Linked DNA regions of Homo sapiens: region 1 is linked to region 2. The links are chromatin loops, found by intact Hi-C in ENCODE. Cell type or tissue: Caco-2. All regions are shown on one strand. Links, peaks and the distances in the headings refer to the core of each region. The heading gives the core; the rest is flanking DNA. Region 1 overlaps PELATON (plaque enriched lncRNA in atherosclerotic and inflammatory bowel macrophage regulation). Region 2 has its middle 50 kb from the start of PTPN1.

What was found. Hi-C counts contacts between places; a loop is a spot of excess contacts. Peaks named below come from ENCODE experiments on the same cell type or tissue, not always from the same donor. Only the 100,000 strongest peaks of a DNase experiment are listed, where the experiment ranks them.
Region 1: it touches region 2 in a loop (3-fold over the local background); 29 of 110 quality-filtered maps call a loop at or near these places.

The regions. Positions count from the first base shown.
Region 1 is chr20:50,277,454-50,280,363 of GRCh38, forward strand. It overlaps PELATON (plaque enriched lncRNA in atherosclerotic and inflammatory bowel macrophage regulation), which reads left to right. Exons shown (of 4, transcript NR_170992.1): 3 at 38-160; 4 at 724-2,335. Among named protein-coding and RNA genes, the nearest start is that of PELATON, 11 kb to the left of the region's middle. RefSeq lists enhancers at 19-556, 1,559-1,853. In Caco-2, for the core only: a CTCF peak has its summit at 1,699 (motif pointing right); a DNase peak (open chromatin) is centred at 1,668.
Region 2 is chr20:50,459,198-50,462,107 of GRCh38, forward strand. No RefSeq gene overlaps it. Among named protein-coding and RNA genes, the nearest start is that of PTPN1, 50 kb to the right of the region's middle. RefSeq lists an enhancer at 994-1,494 and a silencer at 1,706-1,825. In Caco-2, for the core only: a CTCF peak has its summit at 1,739 (motif pointing left); a DNase peak (open chromatin) is centred at 1,714.

The DNA.
Region 1 (2,910 bases), core at 251-2,750, 180 kb before region 2:
TGCTGGTATATCCTGTTTCTTGTCTGTCTCTTTCCAGTGGAATGTCACCATCGCCCAGGTGGGGATTTTTGTGTGTTTTGTTCACTGCTGTACACCCAGCCCCCAGCACAGCGCCTGTCCAGGACAAGTGCCCAGTAAACACTTGGGAAGCAATGCAAGCGTGCGTGCATGGATAAGTATTTCTTTGGCAGATGAGGGGGCTAAGGTTCAGAGAAGGCCCTGGGGGTCTCAGACTCATAGCCCAGTGCTCTTTCTGCTGACACGCCCTGGTCTCTGGGGCAGTTTGTTGCCTGTTCAGCAACAAAGAGGGTGTGCCTCGTTAGGGGTCCTGCGTGCGAATCGCAGTCCCTGCGTGTCTTGGCTGGAGGTCACCACCCTCTCTGCTCCAGGGCCTGTAATTACCACTTACCCTGGTCAATGGGTCCGAGAGATTACCCTTGTAGGCAGGGCTGTGGCCAGGGTGCTCACCTGGCCCCCAGCAGGTCCCATGGGCACTGTCTGGCCGGGCTTCATGGCTGACATTCCAGGTACATTTCTAGCCCTGGGCTGCCATGGGCAGAGGGTGGGGAGAGGGTCGTGGGCTTCAGGCTGGACAAACCAGTCAGCCTTCCCAGCTGGGCCGCCTGACCACCCACTTCCTGTGGGGCTCCTTGAGGCCTGGAGGGTGGAGGGGGTCTCTGTTCAACCCCCACCCATGCCCTCTTCCCTTCTCTCCCTCGGCAGGTCCTCCCAGCAGCTCCTGCAAACAGACCCCCGACCCAAGCCCTTCCTTCTGCCTCCACTGCCACCACTGCTGCTCATCTCTGCTGGCACAGAAGTCTCTTCCCTGGTCTTCCAGAAATCCCCTCTCCACACTCAGCCAGAGGGAGCTATTAAAACTGTGGGCCAGCCCACATCAGTCCACAGCAAAGTCCTCTCTAAGGGATCTCTGTTGCTTGGAGAATAAACCCTCGGATTCCTTCCTTGGCTCTCGGGGCCTCCTCTCTGACCTCCCTCTGTCTCCTCTCCCAGCCTTCCTCCTCACTCACCCTCCAGCCATGCTGGCTTCCTCCTTGCTCCTGAAACAGCCTGAGGCCCACACTGCCCCGGGCCCTTTGCACTGGCTGTTTCCTCTGCCTGGAACACTTCTCCTAGGCATCCACAGGGCTCCCTCCCACAACTCCTTCGGGTGCCCACATGGGAAGCCATCCCTGACCACCCCCCCGACTTCCTTCTGAGCAAGGTAGGGTCTTTCTACCTAGTCATGAGGGCAGGGATTTTTGTCTGTTGTGTTCTCTGTGTGCCCCCAGTGCCATCCCAGTGCCTGGCAGATGGTAAGTGCTCGACACACATTGGCTGACTGCCTGAATGAACAACTCTATGAGCCGATGGCAGATAAGGACACTGAGGTCCTCTGGGGTAGGTGACCAGCCCAAGGCCACACAGCTGGTCTGAGATTAGGCCAGGAGAGGAGCCCGGGTTGGTCACATCCTGGAGTTGGCGTCTTGGAAACTGCATCAGGAGAATAACAAAGATGAGACGCAGGCTCTAACAAGTGGATACCAGTGACTCTCGCCCCGCCAGCCCCAGCCCTGCAGCCTTGGGCCCTTCCAGGAGTCATGGTCTGCCTGCCTGGGGCATTCCAGGCTTCGACCCAGGTCCTGCACTTTCTATTTTGAGCCTCTTAGTCCTGAGGACTGTGTGTTCCCAGCAGGCGGCGCGGGCCAGAGGCTGAGCCTGGGTGTGGCTGTCACCCTATCTGGGGCCAGAGACCCAGATTCCCGGGCCCTTAACCTGTTGGCTGCTGAGGGCTCTGGCATAAGCCCTGTTCCCTGCTTGATTGTCTCCCCTTCAAGCCCCTGCCCTGGTATCGTATCGGCCCATCTCACCTTGGATTATATCCCTGTTTGGCCCCATTTGAATCCTGGCTCTGCCCCTTTCCAGCAATGTGACCTTGGGCAAGTCACTTCATCTCTCTGGGTCTCAGTTTCTTCATCTGGGAAATGGGGACAATAAGAGTACCTGTCTCTGGCCATGTGTGGTGACTCATGCCTGTAACCCCAGCGCTTTGGGAAGCCGAGGCGAGAGAATTGCTTGAGACCAGGAGTTTGAGATCAGCCCTGGGCAACATAGTGAGACCCCTGTCTCTACAAAATTCTAAAAAAATTAGCCGGGTGTGGTGGTGTGTGCCTGTAGTCCCAGCTATTCTAGAGGCTGAGGCGGGAGGATTGCTTGAGCCCAGGAGTTTGAGGCTGCAGTGAGCTATGATTATGCCCCTGCACATCAGCCTGGGTGATAGATTGAGGCCCCATCTCTAAAAATAACAATACTAATAATAAATAAAAATGAAAATGAGTACCTGTCTTCTGGGGTTGCAGAGGAGATTCAATGTGATGAAATTGATGAGAGTGCCCTGCAGGGAGCCGGAAACTCAGGGAGCATCGATAATGAGTCCCCCACCATCAGCAGCTGGCTTAAATATAAAAACTGTCATGGCCTCTGGAGAAATGACAAGAATTCGAAGGAGCTTCCCTGCACTGGCCACCCTACACCCTACACCCTTACTTCCTCCCCTCAACTTGCCTGGATTTATCGACCCCCACTACCCCACTGGTTGCCTTCTCTCCACCTGGCACATTTCGTATGAATTTGCTTGTTGGTTCTTGCCTATCTCCCCAGTAGAACATTAGCTCCTTCAGGACAGGGACTTTTGTCTACCTTATGCACCTAGTGCAATGCCTGGCACACAGTCGGTGCTTAATAAATGTTTCTTAAAAGAACCAATAAATGAATAGTGACCTCTCCGGGGAGAGGAGCCCTGAGCTCACCTCCTGCCCCCAGCCCAGGGCTCTTAGGTGCTTGTTGGTGTCAGGCCCAGGCCCCCCTCTCATCAAGCAGCCAATAAAACTGCCCTGGTTGGCGTTCTCATTT
Region 2 (2,910 bases), core at 188-2,687:
AATGGGTGGATGGATGGATGGAAGGATGGATGGATGGATGGATGGGTGAGAGATGGATAATGAGTGGAGGGATGGATGAATGGATGGATGGGTGGGTGGATGGAAGGATGGATGGATGGGTGAGAGATGGATGATGGATGGAGGGATGGATGAATGGATGGATGGGTGGATGAATGGATGGGTCGGTGGATGGATGGAAGGATGAACAGATGGATGGAAGGATGGATGGATGGATGGAAGGAAGGATGGATGGATGGATGGATGAGAGATAGATGATGGCTGGAGAGATGGATGAACAGATAGATGGGTGGATGGATGAATGGATGGATGGTTGGGTGGGTGAAGGATGGATGATGGATGGAGGGATGAATGAACAGATGGGCAAATTAATGAATTAGTGGATGACTGGGTGGGTGGAATGCATGCATAAAATAAATGGGTGACTGAATACAAAAAGAACTAACTAAATAAATAATGATGAAAGGCAGAGGGCACTAAGAGGGTTTCACCTTTCAGGGTTTGTTCCTGGACATTGAATGTGCCCTTTGGAAAGATTGCAAACTGGCAGTTATCAGGGTAAATTGGGCTGCAGACATATTTTGTTTGATCTTCACAGGGTTTTTAATTTTTTGAATTGTCATTATTTTAAAATTAGGAAATTTCACATTAAAAATCTAGATTTCTGATTTCTCCTGCAAAATTGGGCCGGCACCCATACCAGGAAATAATATACCAGGACTGACGGGGCTGAGCCTCTGAGTGCTCACGGTCCCCACTGCTCCACAATGCAGTCCTGCTATTGGGGTTGTGTCCACTGCCATTTATCATGGCAGTTTGGGCTGGTGTTTTTCTCAGTACCATTACAAGGAAAATGAAAAATCTCTTACAGGTGGCTCTTGGTCAAAAGTGGAAAATGAACTTAGGTAAAGAGGAAATTGGGAGAGAAGTATTTCTTTGTGGCCATGGAGAACACTCCTGTGGATTCGATGGACCAGCAATGCATCTTGCCTGAGTGGTTAGGGGCACAGATGCTAGAGCCTGATGGCCTGGGTTCAACCCCCGGCTGTGCTACATACCGGCTGTGTGGCCTCGTGCAAGTCACTGAACGTTTCTGGCCTCAGTTTCCTCATGTGTAAAGCAGAGGTGGTGTCAGTCCCCACCTCATAGAGTGTCAATGATTTTCTCTCCGTGGGGCTCTCTAGGTGTGAGCTGCTATTATCTTACACAGGGCTGGCTCCCGTCATGTGTGTGATCTGCCTACCCTGAGCGTCCACAGCAGCGGTTCTCAACCAAGGTCAACTGTGCCCCCCAGGGGACATTTGGCAATGTCTAGAGACATCTGGGGTTGTCACAACTTGGGTGGGGAGGGGCTACCAACATCTTATGGGTAGAGGCCAGGGAGACTGTGAACAGCCTGCAAGGCTCAGGACAGATCAGCAAAAGATTCTGCTGCCCCGTGTACTCCGCCCCGTGTACTACGTGCTGAGGCTGAGGAACCCGGATCTACAGGAGTCCAAGTCCCCAGAGGGGCTGAGCTATGGCCAGATATCTAGGAGTCCCTGAAGGCTGCCAGAGGTGATTCCCTCTAGACGTGGCAGGAGCCATTCCCTCTGGCCTGAGCCACCTCAGCCCTCAGGATCATCAGGCCCCAAGTAGTGCCCCGTCCCAGGGTGCCTGGCCCCAGCCTGCTCCCAGCCCCATACAACAGGCAAGAAATGTGTCTGTCCCTAGCGCCTCCTGGTGGCCCAGCCCTAAACTACATGACTCTTCCCAGCCCAGGGTGGTGGGAGGGGAGGATGAGGACGTACCTTCCGGGTGTTTAATCCAGACTAGTTGGGAATGTGGGAATTTAAGGTCATGGAAGGCGGTAGCCAATGTTTCAAAGACAAATTGACATAGGTTTGAATCTCAGATCTTCCACTGACCATCTGGGAGGCCTTGGACACATCCCATGACTCTCCTGGGCCTCAGTTTCCTCATCTGGAATGGGGATGATGTTATTTATGTCACAGTTTCGTTGGGAGGATTAAATTAAGTGCATAAACAGATGAAACATACGAGATGCTTAGGATTAAATTAAGTGCATAAACAGATGAAACATACGAGATGCTTAGGATTAAATTAAGTGCATAAACAGATGAAACATACGAGATGCTTCACAAGCCTCCTCTCGGATACTTGTTATTGCTGTGTTCATAGCAATTCATAGCCACTTGTGTTTGATGAATTTCCAGTGTACTCAGAGTGATTTTTTTCACTGACTATCAACAAATAATTTTGCTGCAAAGAAATACAGATATGGGAAAGGATGCACAATATATTATCAAATGACCACAGGCCTCAGAAACATTGTATACAAACACTCTATCTGTGTGTGTGTGTGTGTGTGTGTGTGTGTGTGTGTGTGTGTGTGTGTGCGCGCGCGCGCGCAGAGAGAGAGAGAGAATCTTGGTTGTTAACCAGCCTGGAGTGAACACGACTCACTGCAGCCTCCACCTCCTAAGCTCAAGCAATCCTCCCACCTCAACCTTCCAAGTAGTTGGGACTACAGGCACCTGCCATCATATTTAGTAGAGACAGGGTTTTACCATGTTGCCCAGACTGGTTTCAAACTCCTGGACTCAAGTGATCCTCCAACCTTGGCCTCCTAAAGTACTTGGATTACAGGTGTGAGCCACTGCACCCGGCCTGATATATCTATATTTTAAAAATATGTACTTTCATAACATGTATGAGAAACAAATACCTCATTTTCTTAGTATATAAAAATCCCTAGCAGATCAACAAAAAGACAATTATCCAAGAGAAAAATAGACTAACAATTTGAATGCTTTGCCACCAGAAAAGAAATATAAACAGTCTTTGAACGTATTTTTTAAATGTCCAATCTAACATATAAACAATGAATAT